Regions from separate parts of the Mus musculus genome. Here region 1 is linked to region 2. The links are chromatin loops, found by intact Hi-C in ENCODE. Cell type or tissue: left cerebral cortex. All regions are shown on one strand. Each heading gives the region's core, and the rest is flanking DNA. Links, peaks and the distances in the headings are about the cores only.

Region 1 (8,359 bases), core at 141-8,140, 650 kb before region 2:
CTTCCATTTCTTGTATTCTGTTCCTGATGCTCACATCTATGGTTCCTGATTTCTTTCCTAGGGTTTCTATCTCCAGAGTTGTCTCCCTTTGGGTTTTCTTCATTGGTTCTTCTTCCATTTTTAGATCTTGGATGGTTTTGTTCAATTCCATTGCCTATTTGGTTGTGTTTTCCTGTAATTCTTTAAGGGATTTTTGTGTTTCTTCTACCTGTTTAGCAGTGTTTGCCTGTAGTTCTTTAAGGATTTCTACCTGTTTCACAGTGTTCTCCTGTAATTACTTGAGGGATTTTTGTGTTTCCTCTTTAAGGGCTTCTACTTGTTTAACAGTATTCTCATGTAATTCCTTGAGGGATTTTTGTTCTTCCTCTTTAAGGGCTTCTACCTCTTTATCACTCTTCTCCTGTATTTCTTTACATGAGTTATTAATGACCTTCTTTAAATCTTCTACCACCATCATGAGATATGATTTTTAAATCCGTGTCTTGCTTTTCGGGTGTGCTAGGCTTACCAGGACTCGGTGTGGTAGGTGTACTGGGTTCTAATGATGCCCAGTATTCTTGGTTTCTGTTAGTAAGATTCTTATGTTTGCCTTTTGCCATCTGGAAATCTCTGGTGTTAATGATCAAGCTTTCTCTCATTGGAGCTTGATCCTCCTGTGATTCTGTTAGCCTCTGTCAGCACTCTTGGGAGTCCAACTCTCACCTGAGTTCCAGTGGTCAGAGCACTCTCTACAGGCAAGCTCTCCTCTTGCAGGGCAGGTGTCCAGCAGTCTGGGGCTCTGATCCACCTCTTGAGTTCTGTGGTCAGAACCCTCCCTGTAGGCTGACTCTCCTCTGGCAAGGAATGTGCCCAGGGGTCTGGGTCTGAGGATAAAGGCCTGAGGGGACCCTGACCAAGAAGCTCTGTTGCTCCTATTGCCCACATGCTCTCAGATCATCAGGAGGTCCTGGGTGTGCTAGAGGTCCTGTGGCGTGTAGAGCCCTCTGGTGCCCTAGATGCCCTCAGCCTGGTTCATGGAGAAGATGGCGGAGCTGGCCCCTACCTGAATGGATCCCAGCCTCTGGTCAGGTGGGTTCCGTTGTCCCTTTTCCTGCTGGCACAAGACCCTGCTCGATTCTTTGTAGCTGATGATGTGTTCCACTCACCTGTGATCTCGGGGTCCTGCAGAGTGGAAAGCACTCTGGAGCCCTCAGCAGCCTCCGGTGGGCTCAGAAGGAAGATGGTGGGGGTGACCCTGACCAGAATGCTGGTTTGGTCTTCTTATTGTGTACTGGATTTCCTAGATGTTTTGGGTTAGGATCATTTTGCATTTTGCATTTTCTTTGATTGTTGTGTCCATGTTCTCTATGAAATCTGCATCTGAGATTCTCTCTTCCATCTCTTGTATTCTGTTGCTGATGCTTGCATCTATGGTTCCTGATTTCTTTCCTAGGGTTTCTATCTCCAGAGTTGTCTCCCTTTGGGTTTTCTTCATTGGTTCTACTTCCATTTTTAGATCTTGGATGGTTTTGTTCAATTCCATGACCTGTTTGGTTGCGTTTTTCTGTAATTCTTTAAGGGATTTTTTTGGTGTTTCCTCTTTAAGGACTTCTACATGTTTAGCAGTGTTTTCCTGTAATTCTTTAAGGACTTCTACCTGTTTAGCAGTGTTCTCCTGTATTTCTTTAAGTGAGTTATTATTGCCCTTCTTAAATTCCTCTACCAGCATCATAAGATATGATTTTAAATCTGAATCTTGCTTTTTGGGTGTGTTAGGGTATCCAGAACTCGCTGTGGTGGGCATACTGGGTTTTGATAATGCCAAGTGGTCTTGGTTTCTGTTAATAAGATTCTTTCATTTGCCTTTCACCATCTGGTAATCTCTTGCGTTAATGTTCTAACTTTCTCTGGCTGGAGCTTGTTCCTCCTGTGATTCTCTAGCCTTTGTCAGCCCTCCTGGGAGTCCAACTCTTTCCTGAGTCCCAGTGGTTAGAGCACTCTCTACAGGCAAGCTCTTCTCTTGCAGGGAAGGTGCACAGAGGTCTGGAGCTCAGATCCACCTCCTGAGTCCTGAGGTCAGAGCCCTCCCTGTAGGCTGACTCTCCTCTGGCAGGGAAGGTGCCCAGGAGTCTGGGTCTCAGCTCTGCCTCCTGGCTGAGGATAAAGGCCCAAAGTGATCCTGTCCAAGGAGCTCTGTTGCTTCTGCTGCCCCCATGCTCTCCTGAGTAGACTGGTCTCAGTGATCTCATGATCCTTTGTGTGCTAGGACCTGCCCAGTTTGCACCCAAGATGGCACAGAGCTGGCGCTGACTGGAACAAACCCCAGCAGCTGGTTGGGTGGGATTCCTTTGTCCCTGTTCCTGCTGGCACAAGACCCTCTGTGTTTTTTGGAACAGATGTTGCATTCTACTCACCAGTTATCTCAAGATCCTGGGTGTGCTAGGGCACCTACAGTGTTGAGAGTCTTCTGGGGACCTTGGGACCCTCCACCAAGTTTGTGCCCAAGATCTATTGATTTCCTTTATCTTATCTTTTATGCCTGAGATTCTGTCATCCATCTCCTGTATTTTGTTGGTCATTCTTATATCTGTAGTTTCTCTTCTCTTTCTAAAGTTTTCTATTTCCAAGATTGCATCAATGTCATGTTTTCTTTATTGCTTCTTTTTCATTTTCAGGTCTTAGACAGTTTTATTAATATCCTTCACCGGTTTGATTGTAGTCTCCTGTATTTCTTTATATTTATTTGATTCTTCTTTTAATGCTTCTACCTGTTTGAATGTTTTTTCCTGTATTTCCTTAAGAGATTTATTCATGTTCCCTTTAAAGCTCTATCATCTTTGTAAGATTAAATTTAAAGTCCTCTTCTTGTGCTTCAATTTCATTAGGATATCCAAGATTTGTTTTAGCAGGATAGCTGGGCTCTGGATGTACCATATTGCTCTCGGTCTTGTTGATTTTGTTCTTAGGCTGTTCTTTAGGCACCTGGTTTTCCCTGGTGTTGGCTGGATAATCCTGATAGGAGCAGAACTTTTCAGGAAGGAGAAAGGAGCCCTGAGCCAGACAATGGAGGTCAGAAGACTCTGCTGTCTGTGCCTCAAGCAGACTCCACTGACAAGGGATTGGTAGAACAATGTTCCAAGCTGTTAAATCTTCAGGGTCTTCTCAGGCCTCTTGGAGTAGTAGGAGGCTCTTGGGGTCTTGCTAGGGTCCTCAGGACCAAAACAATGAGGCCAGAGTTAGACAATGGAGCTCATGGAATGCCTGGCAACTCATGTCTGCAGGCTGTGTTGCTGGCAGACTGGAGTGGAAAGGAATTGTTGGAGCAGAATTCCAAACTGTTTAGTCTTAGGGCCTCCTAAGACAGGGAAGCAGGACGTTCTTGGGGTTCTGCAAGACTTCTCAGGATTGAAGAGCAAGAGCAGAGTTAGACAATGGAGCTTAGAGGATCAAGCACAACTCACCTTTGCAGGCTGTGCCCTAGGCAGACTCAATTAGGATGGCGAGAAGATCAGACTGGGATGGAATTGGTGGGGTAGGGTTTCAAGCTAGTTAGTTTTGGGGACCCAAAGGTTTCCATGGGAAAGCAAGATGCTCTTGGGTTTCCACAAGGTCCTCCGGACTGAAGAAGAAGCCCAGAGCTTGACAACGGGCCCCTTTCATACTTGAGAAAAATATTGCATAATTTATTTGTCAGTTTTATAACTATCTTTAAGTAATTTTATTACACACACGCACACACACACACACACACACACACACACACACATATATGTATATGTTTACATATGAAAGTTGTAAACTGTTTCCCATTACCTGATGGTTTCTCTTTTGCTTTTGCTTTTTATTAATTCACTCACTTTTTCTGCAGTACTGACTCTACTGGATTTCCAGAGGTAGTATGAGTAGGTCCAGATGCTCAAATCCTGTGGTAAGATATTACCGTTCCTTACTGTCAGCTTCTTCTAAGCACTCTTTTCCTTGGATTTTTACAGCCTACAGCTCCAGGCTGAGGAGCAACCTGCAGAAGGAGATTGTTTCTCATCCAATAGATAAGAGGAAGTTCTACTCCCAAAGTGTCTTGACCTAATTCATATTCACCTCCCATGACAGAAGTGAAGTTGAGAGATATTTGGATCCAAATCTACCCTGAGCTGTATGAAAAATGCAGGCAGATACTCTCCTAAGGAAGACTTGGCTGTGATACTAAAGAATGTGGGGTGGGCAGTGCTCTGGCACCACTCCCACTGTCTGACTGTCTTTCTGTCTGTCTGTCTTCCCCTGCTGGCACTTGGGATGGACCTCTTGGCCTCGGGCATGTCATTGAGCTGTGTCCCCAGCCTTTCCACTTACACTTTTATTTCTTGGGTTTTATTTTATTTTATTTTAACAGCACCTGGATTTCTTGAGTATAATCTGACTGTGCTAACTAGCTCCCAGTTTTTTTCCTGTTCTGATAGCATCTCTAAACAAAGTTAATGCTTTACGTTGCTTTATAATCACTGCTTATAGACCAGGTAGTTACAATGTAATCAGTAACTGTATTTACTGAATCAAGCTAAAAAGAAAAAAAAAAAAAAAAAAAACTCTTTTAAAAGTATTTAATAGTATTGGCCACCAGGTGTCCTCCCAGTTCCAGGAAATGTCTATACATCCCCAGACATTTTCCACTTTATTTGATTTGCTTTGAGAATGTTAACCAGATAATGTTTAATGAGATCTTTGTTCCAAATCTGGTTTTAAAATGTTATACCCTTAAGAAATAAGATATTAAATGTTCAGAGTAGCAGACCTTCAAACTAGACTTACAGGGATATTTCCACATGTTAAATGTTCTAGCACCCTTTAAGCTCTGACTATCTCTGAATTGTGGGAGTCCTTGAGGCCACCTTGAGTTCTTAAGTTGTTAGAAATGCTAACACTGCAATGTGGCAATTATACACTATTATTCTCTTTAAAGGCTAACTGTGAAGAGTTCTTTTTTTTTAAAGTATGCTTTGTTAATGTTAATGTTTGTTCCTGCAAGACCAAAAAGATGTACTTATATCTGTTATAAAATATGTGATCAGAAGAACGATGAATCTAGAATGGAATTTGGAAGACCCTTTCCCCTCAGCTTTTCCACACACACCTAAATTGAAGTTTCTTGTAGGCATCAACAACTGGTTCTCTCACAGGTATTGAATAGACACTTAAATCATCACAGGTGGTCCAAAATACATAGACATCTCTTAGTGTCCCTGGAAGACTGGTTCTATACCCTCTCAACCTTGCAGCTACCCATACCTGAAGATGTTCAAGTCCTTTACAAAAGGGATGTACTACTTTAATATAATCTATGTATAACATCCTACCTTAAGTCACCTCTAGATTACTTATAATATCTATGAGAGGCCAACATTAAGTTGATATAATAAAGACTATTCCCTGGGTATGACCAACCCACAGATATAAGGAAGCATGGTTCTTTGACCTAATAACAATGGCAACAAACTATGCAAATGTGATAAAGCTATAGTTGAGCCTGTAGGAATCATAAAGAAGGTATTAGTATCATGTCTTAGAGAGGTGGGACTCTCGACTGAATTCAACTCCCACTCCTGTTAGCTCCCTCCCAGTTGCAGGTGTTATGGGTATAAAAAGAAGAAAACTGAGTGGGAATGTGACTCAGTGAGGTGGCTTTCATAAGTCATGATCCATGCTGATGTGGGACATTGGGATCATCCATTCCCCTATAAGTAACACTAAAGTTTCTATACTAAATTGACTGGTTCAGGTGTTTAGACTTGGATGCAATCCTTTTTTTGGTCTGGAAACTTGGCTGGGATGAATAGACATTTCTTTATACCTCATGATCAATAACTCACTGTAATGTAAACAGTTGTTATATGTTATTTCTTTTTAGGAAATAGCATTAAGAAATCGATCTGTCCACATCCTGCACAGGTGTGTCACACGGTACAACCTGTTCTTCTTGGATACTTGTTTTCTTGTGATTGGTTGAATCTAGGAAATACAGGAACCAGGGGATTCAGAGGTAGGGTATTCTTTGTTATTTCTTGTTCTTTTTAAGCAGTTTGAAAAACAACCCTTGAAACTGATGAATGCTTAAGACAGAGGAGCAAACACAATACTCTGGAAGACCTGGGATGATTGTTGATTTTATGTATACAACATTTCTCTTATTTGAAGGCTAGAGAGATGCCTCAGTGGCTAAGAACATGGCAGCTCTTGGAGAGGACTCCGTTCAATTCCCAGCAGCCACATGGGGGCTCACAATCACTGTAACTCCAGTTCCAAGAGATCTGATGTCTTTTTGTAGTCTTCACAGGCCCTCCATGAATACCGCACAAAGACACACCTAAAGACAACCACAAACACACAAATATGTAAGTAAATAAGTAAATAAGTCTTCAAAGAGGCTTCCTTTTTACTTGACTTAGTTTTACATTTTTCTTTTTATTGAAAATACATCCATTTCTCATATGATATACCATGAGAAAAGAAAAATCATATCAAAGTTGGACAAGCAAACCCAACAGAAGTAAAATTTCCCAAGTGCAGGAATGAGAGTCAGAGACCCACCTATTCCTACACTCAGGAGTCCCATAAAAATACTAAGCTGAAAGCTACAATATATATGCAGAGGACCTGGTGCAGACCAGTGCAGGGCCTGTGCCTGCTGCTTCAGACTCTGTGAGTTCCTATGAGCCTGCTTCATTGATTCAGAGGAACTTGTTCTCCATCCCTATACTCTGCAGATCCTCTTACATAGTGTTCCTGAGCTTGGGGGAGAGAGATTTGATGGAGACATGCCATTTAGAGCTGTGCATTCCAAGAACTCTCTTTCTTTCTGCATAATGTCTGATGATGTGTCTTGTTTTTTCCTGTCTCTTGCAGAAGGAAGCTTCTTCTTTTTTTAAAAAAAATATTTTTTATTAGGTATTTTCCTCATTTATGTTTCCAATGCTATCCCAAAAGTCTCCCATACCCTCCCTCTTACTCCTCTACCCACCCACTCCCACTTTTTGGCCCTGGCGTTCCCCTGTACTGGGGCATATAAAGTTTGCAAGTCCAATGGGCCTCTCTTTCCAGTGATCTAGGCCATCTTTTGATACATACGCAGCTAGAGTCAAGAGCTCTGGGGTACTGGTTAGTTCATAATGTTGTTCCATCTATAGGGTTGTGGATCCCTTTAGCGTTATGATGACTGAATACGGCACTGCTCTGTGAGTATATGGGAATATTCTTAGGAGTCATTTTATTAATAGTTTTTCTTTAGACCAATAGTGTTTGGTTTTACCCTAGGTCTCTGGTCTATCTAGTCTCTGGCTCTTGGTCAGCCACGCAGTGTTGGGTATGGATTCCATCTTGTGGACTGGGCCATAAGTCAGTCAGACATTGTTTGGCTCTTCCCACAAGTCTGTACCACTGTTACTCTAGCCCATCTATAAGGCAGAACAGGTTGTAGGTCAAAGGTTTCGTATCTGGGTTGGTGTTCATGTTTCTCCTTTGGTAGCCTGCAGAGTACCTTCTTGCACCAAAGACACTGACTAGAATGTGGGGGTGAAGCTCCATGTAGGCACTAGCTCAACTTCTCCACATTCAATGTTCAATGAGTTCTGTATGTGCTGTCCTCAGTAATGAGGCCTCAGTGTCAGTTTTCAGAGAGCAACTCATTATCTTAACAACAGTCTAGTTTGTTTGGAGATTTCCCCTGCCCCTCCCCCCCAAAAAAATCAATTGAATACTACTGGAAACCTCATGTGGTGACAAGAGTTAGACAGTTGGGACTCTGCATTCCTCATTATTAGGAGATCTTATTAGGACTGCCTTCAAATGTTTTAGGAAATTTACATTGCATTAGGTTTCCATATTGTCTCTCAGATGCCCCTCAATAGCATCTGTCTCTCCCTGAATCCTCTCCCGAAACCCAGTCTTTCCTCCCTGTCCACATCTGATCATCCCTTTCTGTCCCCACCTGCCCCAGTCCACCTCCAACATCTATTCTATTTCTCAACACTAGGACGAGCCATAGAAGGAACTCAAATGGCTGGGAACTACTTAAAGAAATGTTCAACATTCTTAGCCATTATGAAAATGTAATCTACTCTTCAAAATCAAATGTCCTTCAAGATTTTATCTTACACCTGTCAGAATGGCTAAGCTCAATAACACAAGTGACATGCAGTTAAGGATGCAGAATAAGGGGAACAATCTTCCTTTGCTGGTGGGAATGCAAATGTGTACAGCCACTATCAAAGTCAATAGGGTGATTCTTCAGAAAATTGGGAATTGATCTACCTCAAGATCCAAGTATACTACTCTTAAGCATATACCAAAAGGACTCTTCAACCTACCACAGAATGCTTGATCAACCATG
Region 2 (8,359 bases), core at 51-8,050:
TCTCTAGATGGTCCATCCTTTCGTCTCAGCTCCAAACTTTGTCTCTGTAACTCCTTCCATGGGTGTTTTGTTCCCAATTCTAAGAAGGGGCAAAGTGTCCACACTTTGGTCTTCATTCTTCTTGAGTTTCATGCGTTTAGCAAATTGTATCTTATATCTTGGGTATCCTAAGTTTCTGGGCTAATATCCACTTATCAGTGAGTACATATTGTGTGAGTTCCTTTGTGATTGGGTTAACTCACTCAGGATGATGCCCTCCAGGTCCATCCATTTGCCTAGGAATTTCATAAATTCATTCTTTTTAATAGCTGAGTAGTACTCCATTGTGTAAATGTACCACATTTTCTGTATCCATTCCTCTGTTGAGGGACATCTGGGTTCTTTCCAGCTTTTGGCTATTATAAATAAGGCTGCTATGAACATAGTGGAGCATGTGTCCTTCTTACCGGTTGGAACATCTTCTGGATATATGCCCAGGAGAGGTATTGCTGGATCCTCCGGTAGTACTATGTCCAATTTTCTGAGGAACCTCCAGACTGCTTTCCAGAGTGGTTGTACAAGCTTGCAATCCCACCAACAATGGAGGAGTGTTCCTCTTTCTCCACATCCTTGCCAGCATCTGCTGTCACCTGAATTTTTTGATCTTAGCCATTCTGACTGGTGTGAAGTAGAATCTCAGGGTTGTTTTGATTTGCATTTCCCTGATGATTAAGGATGTTGAACATTTTTTCAGGTGCTTCTCTGCCATTCGTTATTCCTCAGGTAAGAATTCTTTGTTCAGCTCTGGGTCCCATTTTTTAATGGGGTTATTTGATTTTCTGGAGTCCACCTTCTTGAGTTCTTTATATATGTTGGATATTAGTCCCCTATCTGATTTAGGATAGGTAAAGATCCTTTCCCAATCTGTTGGTGGTCTTTTTGTCTTATTGACGGTGTCTTTTGCCTTGCAGAAGCTTTGCAACTTTATGAGGTCCCATTTATCGATTCCCAATCTTACAGCACAAGCCATTGCTTTTCTATTCAGGAATCAGAAAGGCGTTTTCAATGTGTTGAACATATTAGTAGAAGGAGATGGACCATTTCATGAATATCTCCAACAAACATAGACAGAATCCACCCACACAGTGGCTCAACTTGCCTCACACAAAAAGCAATTCTGGCTCTGAGTCAACCTGAGTGTTGGGGTCCTTGCTTGCATGTCCAGATTGTTCCAGATACAATTGGACTTCCTTTCTCTAGAGTCTTCTTTTCCTAGAGTCTATCCTATTCTAGGAAGCTAGGATCTCCAGCCTCTCCGCTTCTTCAGGAAAGGTCACTGCATCCTGCAGGTTCCTGAAACCTAGCATTTGGTCTGTAGTTCTCAGTCCGTAATTCATATTTGGATAGGAATTGTGTTTATCAGAGTTAAGAATTGGTGGTTGGCCAGAAACTAATTCCAACTGATAACCATTAGCAAGTGGAAAATTAGTTTTCTCTAAAGAAGTCTGACTGGGTAAACAAACCACTCTTAAGGCCAGGCCCCATGCAAAGCACAAGATGGACTCAGATTTATTTTTAGAGGTTTTGTCACATGTCGCCCTTTTTTTTTTTTTTTTTTTTTGGCCTTGCCAACAAGTCTGTTTATATACCATGGTTTCCAATTTTGTGTTTTTAGGGTATTTCTATGTGTGCCAATCTGTGTGTCTCTGTGTCTATATGTATTTCTTGTTCTTTGTCTTTGGCTCTTGCTTTTCCAATCATTTGTTTGCTTTGTCTTATTATTAAGGTTTGTTTCTGTTTTGTTGTAGTTGTTGTTTTAAGATTCCTGTTCGGTTTTGGTTTGGTTTTGGTTTGGTTTGGTTTTTGTTTCTGAGAAAGAGCAAGAAAGGATGTAGATTCGGGTGGTTGGAGAGGTGAGGAAGATATGAGAAAAGTCAAGGAAGAGAAAACCATAATCAGAATTTATTGTATGAAAAAAGTATCTATTTTCAACCAAAAAAAAAAAATGATTGTTGACCAGGCATGGTGGCGCACACCTTTGATCCCAGCGCTCGGGAGGCAGAGGCAGGAGGATCTCTGAGTTTGAGAAAGGATTCCTGGTTTACAGAGAAAGTTCCAGGACAGCCAGGGATACACATAGAAACCCTGTCTCAAAAAAAGCCAACAGTAAATAACTGGTGGTAAGAGAATGAAGTGAAGGCTTTTTACTGTCCAGGAAGGACACTAGACAGGGCAGGGGGATAGGCACTGGGCATCTGGCTCCATAGTTAAGAGCAATTGCTGTGCAGTCATAAAAACCAAGGACTAAAGTTCATATCCCAGCACCCACATAATAATCCAAATATCCTGCACACACCCGTGACCCCAGCTCAGAAGGAAACAGAGAAAGATGGTCTCTGGGACGAGCCAGCTTCCACACTAACTGAGAAAATACAGCCAGGGTTCAGGAAGAAACCTTGCCTCAAAGGAATAGGCCTCAGAGTATAGAAGAGAACACTCACTCAGCCTTCCTTCTCTTCTGGTCTTTGCACAAGTACATAGCCAATCACTCATGTACACATACATTCACATGCAAATTAACTAATTGTGCTTTTACAGAAAAGCATATTAAGCTTAGAGAAAGCATGTGGTGAAGAAAATCATCTAAAAATGATAAATTAAATGGTTTGATGCAGAATAATGGGATTTCGTTTACTCTTGAAATTGAAAGCCAGCAATAGGAGTAAAGGGTTGTTTCTCTAGCCCTTCCTGTTCACATGAATCTAAAAGGTGTAACTTTAAAACACATATGCCTGTCATGATTGACATAACCAAACCCCAAAAGCCAAATCTGAATGAAGGAATGAGGAGTCTTGGAGGAAGGCCAGCCAGTGATGGACAGATCATGGGCATCTGCAGGCCAACAATGAGGAGGTCATATTTACCTGCAGGCCAGTGATGGAAAGGTCATGGCCACCTGCAGGCCAGTGATAGACAGGTCATAGCCATCTGCAGGCCAGACAGGTAATAGCAAGCTGCTGGCCAGTGATGGACAGATTATGGTCATCTACCTGTTGTAGTGCCAGTGATAGACAGGTCATGGCTACCTGACTGTTCTAGAACAGAAACTTCACCATGTCCCACAGTGATAGAAGGCTCACATAGATTCGAGGAGTCTAACACAATGAATATGAGTGCATACCTGAACCTAGAGCTGTAGGAATATACAGTGAGCAAGATGTTGTTACTCTTCCTGAAATTCCTAGCCATCCAACCAGAACCCGATCAGAATAAGATACGAGTGAATGCAGTCTTTCAGGTTATAAAAAGCCAGTACTGAGGACACCAAAACTCTAGTCAGAAAGGCAACAGTCTATTCAACTGTAAACAAACACTCCCAAGAGCAGACTCTCTGTCCAGCATGCGGAATGCACATCACATGAAATCGCCTACTTAACCTCAGAGCCTTAGCTACCAAGTCTGCTTTGCAGAGAGGTCCTTTCCTCATTATGTGGCTGAGAGGATTAAATGAGCCAACACTTGCAGAGCATGTGAAAGCGCCTTGGATACACAGAGCCTTCTGACTGATTGTTAGCTACTTTGATTCTGACGATTGCTAATTAGGAAGCTGTATTATTACATAGCAATCAGTGTCTTAATCGGTATGAGCAAGAAGATCCACAATTAGGAGAGCAGAGATGGAGGGGAGTGAGCGAGGAGTTGAAATTCAGCAACAGCAAGAAGCTACGGCCTTTCATTCACTACAGGCTACTGCCAGGGTGGCAGTTCAGACCAATGAAAAGAGGCAGAGTGCTTGAGCGTAGGACCGCTCAGTCAGTCTGGGACAAACGTGGGGCTGCTCCTGCCTCACTCTAGTTCTGAGCTCAGCTTAGTGTGGAGCTTGTGTCCCGTGTCCTCACCCGCCCCAGTTCTCTCCTCTCTGGGCTGTTCCTCGTGTTTACCTGCTGCCCTGCTGATAGGAGAGCATATGCGCTAATAGATGAGAGAATCAAGAAGTTACCAACTAGGGATCTACCCTCCTGCTCTGAAACTATGTTCCACCGAGGGCCAGGCCTGTGATCCTCCCCCACCCCCGCCCCGCACACAGCCTCCCACAAGGCATTCTTGTAACTGACTGAGAGTCAAGAAAAACTCTGCCACAGGAAAAAGTTTCTAAACACACAACAATGTCAAATTAAGTGTCTCTGAAAGTGCTCACCCACGCTACATCCTGGGATTTGACTGCATCCAGCCCCGGTTCTGAGTACAATTGTTCATCTTACACATAGCGGCATTCGGTGCAGCACCGGCAATGCAGCTCAAACACCCGGGCTCTGATTCCAGACCTTGCTTGTTATAAACTGGGGATTTTATTGTACATAAAAGGTTTTGTGCTCTTATAGAAATACATGGTTTCATTAGAGGAGAGAAAGCAAAGACTTAGTATTTTCTCCCATAGTTCCCCTGCATGGAAGTATCAAATGGGTTTCCCTGTGGTTTGGATTCTACTAGAAAGCTTGATTTTTAAAACTATTGTTTGAATTGCTGGTTTCAGTTTCTTCCTTCCTTCCTTCCTTCCTTCCTTCCTTCCTTCCTTCCTTCCTCCCTTCCTTCCTTCCTTCCCTCCTTCCTTCCTTTGTCTTAGGGTTAGGGCAGAATTTCCAACAACTTCGAAAATGACCTGAAACACCTGCTGCTACTCTGTACTGCAGACTTATTCACAGTGGTGTTCTCAGCTGCTGATTTTAAAGCCTTAAACCATGATAAGCTGTGTGTTCAGCAGTACCTAATAGTCGCCAACTTAAATTTAAAAATAGTGCAAAAATAAACAAGCACAGACATCTCATTAATATGTAAATTTGTTTAATTATTAATCAATGTTAGAATTATATGTACAGCAAATAATTGCTTTAAAATGCATTTCCTTATGATGATGCTTTTAATCAGTAAATGCTTTGCTTCTAATATGTATTTTGTATAACTATATGCCTGAGGTCACATAAGACTTTTTTTTTTAGGTGATAAGGAGTTAACTGGGAAAAGTGTAAGATGCCTCAGTATAGTGTAGTGTAGTGTAGTGTAGTAGACTGAAACAGGAGAACCACAGTTCAGGGTCTGCTGGGTCACAAAGAGAGTTCAAACTAAGCAGCCTTGTCTCAAAACATAGAAAATTTTGAAAAATTAAATATAGAAGAAAAAAGAGTGGGAGGTATCTAGAAGGCAGCATGCTTATCTAGCCTGCCTGAGCCCCTGGGTTCAATCCCTAGAACAGCCAATAAACACATACACACGCGTACACACAGAGACAACTACAACCACATGGGATCCCAAGAGAGCTGACCATCCTCCACACACCTGTTCCACACTCAAGGCTGACAGGAAGGAACTGTGAGGTGAGCTTCTGGGAATGGGGAAACTGAGGTAGTTCTCAGAGCTCTTAACTTGCTGAGTCTCTGACCGATTCGAGCCTTGTGATCCGGAGCATAGAACATGGTGATGCTCAGGCCCTGAGAGCACTGCAGCCTGGGAACCGATGTCCAGGCGCCCCCTAGTGGTCTAGGTTCCTGCTGTGCCGGCCACCACCTGCCTTCCAGGCCCAGAAGCATGAGACTGGAGCTGTGCCCACCTCAGTGAAGTGGCCTGTGGACATGTGGGACACCTGCTGTCCTTGCAGCCGACCTGGCTTCCTGTGGAGCTCATTAGGCAGAGGCAGAAGTGCATGCCAGGCTTGCTTTCATAGTTAATTCTACCTCACGGCAAAGCTGACCCTTGTTCAGTTTTTGTCTGGGTAGCAGGAGCTACCTACCTCTCCGTGAGGTAGCTTTTGGGGAACAAACTGGAATATTTGTGGAATTGGCATGAGGTCCTCTTTCTCTGTGTTCTGTCCCACATGTGAAATGAAGGGACTAGAAGCAACCGCAAAGTTAACTCAAACCTTTTAACACTCATCTAGCACAATTCTATAGATTGGCCCCAAGGCTCTTGGTTCAGACCCGCATTCATGCTGAGTCAGAACTAGGCAACACTATCATGTGAAGGGCATGGACAGATGACAAACTGCAAGACTCACATCTCAGTTCATCACTTCTAAACTGTAATGTCAAAGGGGGGAAACAAAAACACCTAACCTCTCTCTCTGACTATTTATCCATAAAAGGAATGATAGCAATCGCTGCCTTCTGGGGTCCCAAGGAGGAGTAAATGAATTCAGTATGTAAAGCCCTTGGAATAGACACTTCCATGAGCACCATGCCATTTGTATTAGTTAATGTGAGCCCTGCTATGTAACAGGAATATCAGTTATCGTTATTATGTATTGTATTGTCCATTACTGTATGCATTGCCTTATCATGTCTATAAGCCTATTATTAAATTCATTCTGCAGATGCAGGAACTAAGAAAGAATGATGGCAAGCATCTCACAGAAGTCACCTTGTAAATGGCCAAATTGGAGTCCAGGATTAGGGCCCTGTCTGTGCAATCACTCCATGGTAAATCTACATTCTATAAAAGAATGTGTAAAGGAACTGTTAGCTACCCTTTCACAGGACTGTGAGAAGGGGATTGAGCAGTACAATAGGCGACCCAACAGGAAGGGCTTGAGCCAGGCCGTAACACATAGACAGCCAAAAGAGCATGTGACTGAAGCCTAAGAGAACATGGACACGTGTGAGGTGGCTAGGCATGTCTTAGTGCCATAGTTTTCAGGTTTAGATCTGAATGTCCTTCACAGTTAAATCAAGGATGCTAAAAACAATAGCCCCTAAGAATTAAAATTTCCTAGGGAAATTTTAATGCTGAAAGAGGAAAAGGCTGAAGCCTGGCCCTGCAGGAGAAGACATCAGAGTTCTGATGGTACTTCTGGGCTCTTTTTCCATCCGTTCCATAAGATAGTTATATCATGACAGAGGGTGGAGATTAACGAGGAGTAATTCTTTCCCGAGACAAACTGTAAACAAATGTGTTTTGTTTACCAGTTTCTGATTCAAAATTTCTTTGAAAATACAGGGGAACTAAGATGGTGGGATAGTGGAACCAAATGCTCTGGGGCCTTGGTCCCCAGCTTGGTGATTGGATTCTGACAGCTTGGACCTGCCTGCAGATGAATCTTTTGTTGGATTCATAACATGATGGTTAAAAAGAGGCCCGGGAATGTCAACTAGATCAAGCCACATTGAAAGGAATCACTGGGGTGTGCATTAGAGCTGTATTTTGCTCTGGCCTCTTGTTCTCCTCTTCCTCTATCTGCTTCTTGTGAGCTTCTTTGCCACGCCACTCCCACCATGATGGACTGGAGTCTTGCAGACCATTAGCAAGATTTATTTCCTCTATTACCTTCTTTTGGCCAGCTTTTTGTTTACCTGGTGAAAGTTGATTGCTTCAAGTGAGGAGCAAACAAGAAAGTGGAAGGGACAGTAAGTCTGAATAGACTTGTACCCACACCAAGTTGCCACGTCCTGATGCCATGCCAGATGCCCTACTGAGCTATTGGGCCATGGCAGCAAAGAACCATCACAGGAGGGTGGAAGCTTGCACAAGAGAACTTGCCTCCTTCCACAGGAGAAACCGATATATGCTGATGTGGAAATAGTCTGGAATTCCCCCGAGGTATAGGGTGTAGTCCAGAGGATGGGTTGAGCATACACGAGGCCATGAGCTCAATCCTCAGCTCTGGGATAAGGAAAGAAAATACTCAAGAGAAAGCCCACTCGCTTGCCTTGAGATTTGGAAGTCGGGTGACAGGAATCTCTGCTCCACCATGATTCCTTACATGGCTTCATGTGTGTTGCAAAGTGATTAGGAATGAAAAGAGAAACCAAATAGACATCCAGATCCAGTTCTCAGCTCCCCTGTTCCCTTCCATGCACAGCTATGGCATGCAATTCCATCTCTGATCTTCCCTTGATTCTGGAGACGCCCTGCTTTCTGTAATATTTTGTGAAACACTGTTGTTACTGCCACAGTTCAGATATGGGGTGGGTGGATCTGCAAAGTTGCATATGCTGAAGTCTTGGTTCCCCAGCATGCAGCTATATAGGAATGGAGCTTTTCAGAGATGGGACCTGATAGAAAGCAAGCTTGGGGTGTTGGGGCCCTGTCCCCAGGATTAATAAGTTGCTAGGAAAGTGCATCACATGATCAGCAAGCCTGCTCCCTCTTGCTTCCTTGCCTGGTTGTGTGGCTGCTTCCTTTCACACTTGTCACAGTAAAGCCTTCTGCCACTGTGCTATGAGGTGCCAGAAGGCTCTTTCTTACCAGAGGACAGGCTAGTGATACTGCCTGATCTAAGGCATTTAAGCCCTCAGCTGCTGCTCCATCATCATGCCTGCCTGCCTCCATGATTCCTCGCATGGCTGTAACTGTGAGCTGAAAATTCGGGGTTTTTATAAGTTGCTGTAGT

Evidence for each region. Hi-C counts contacts between places; a loop is a spot of excess contacts. Peaks named below come from ENCODE experiments on the same cell type or tissue, not always from the same donor. Only the 100,000 strongest peaks of a DNase experiment are listed, where the experiment ranks them.
Region 1: it touches region 2 in a loop (15-fold over the local background); 25 of 42 quality-filtered maps call a loop at or near these places.

The regions. Positions count from the first base shown.
Region 1 is chr2:21,924,091-21,932,449 of GRCm38, reverse strand. Gm39767 (a long non-coding RNA gene) reads left to right here. Exons shown (of 6, transcript XR_866004.1): 3 at 5,882-6,013. Among named protein-coding and RNA genes, the nearest start is that of Gm39767, 36 kb to the left of the region's middle. In left cerebral cortex, for the core only: CTCF peaks have their summits at 4,606 (motif pointing right) and 6,231; a DNase peak (open chromatin) is centred at 4,648.
Region 2 is chr2:21,278,140-21,286,498 of GRCm38, reverse strand. No RefSeq gene overlaps it. Among named protein-coding and RNA genes, the nearest start is that of Gm52501, 54 kb to the right of the region's middle. In left cerebral cortex, for the core only: a CTCF peak has its summit at 5,512 (motif pointing left); DNase peaks (open chromatin) are centred at 3,577 and 5,504; H3K4me3 peaks cover 256 bases.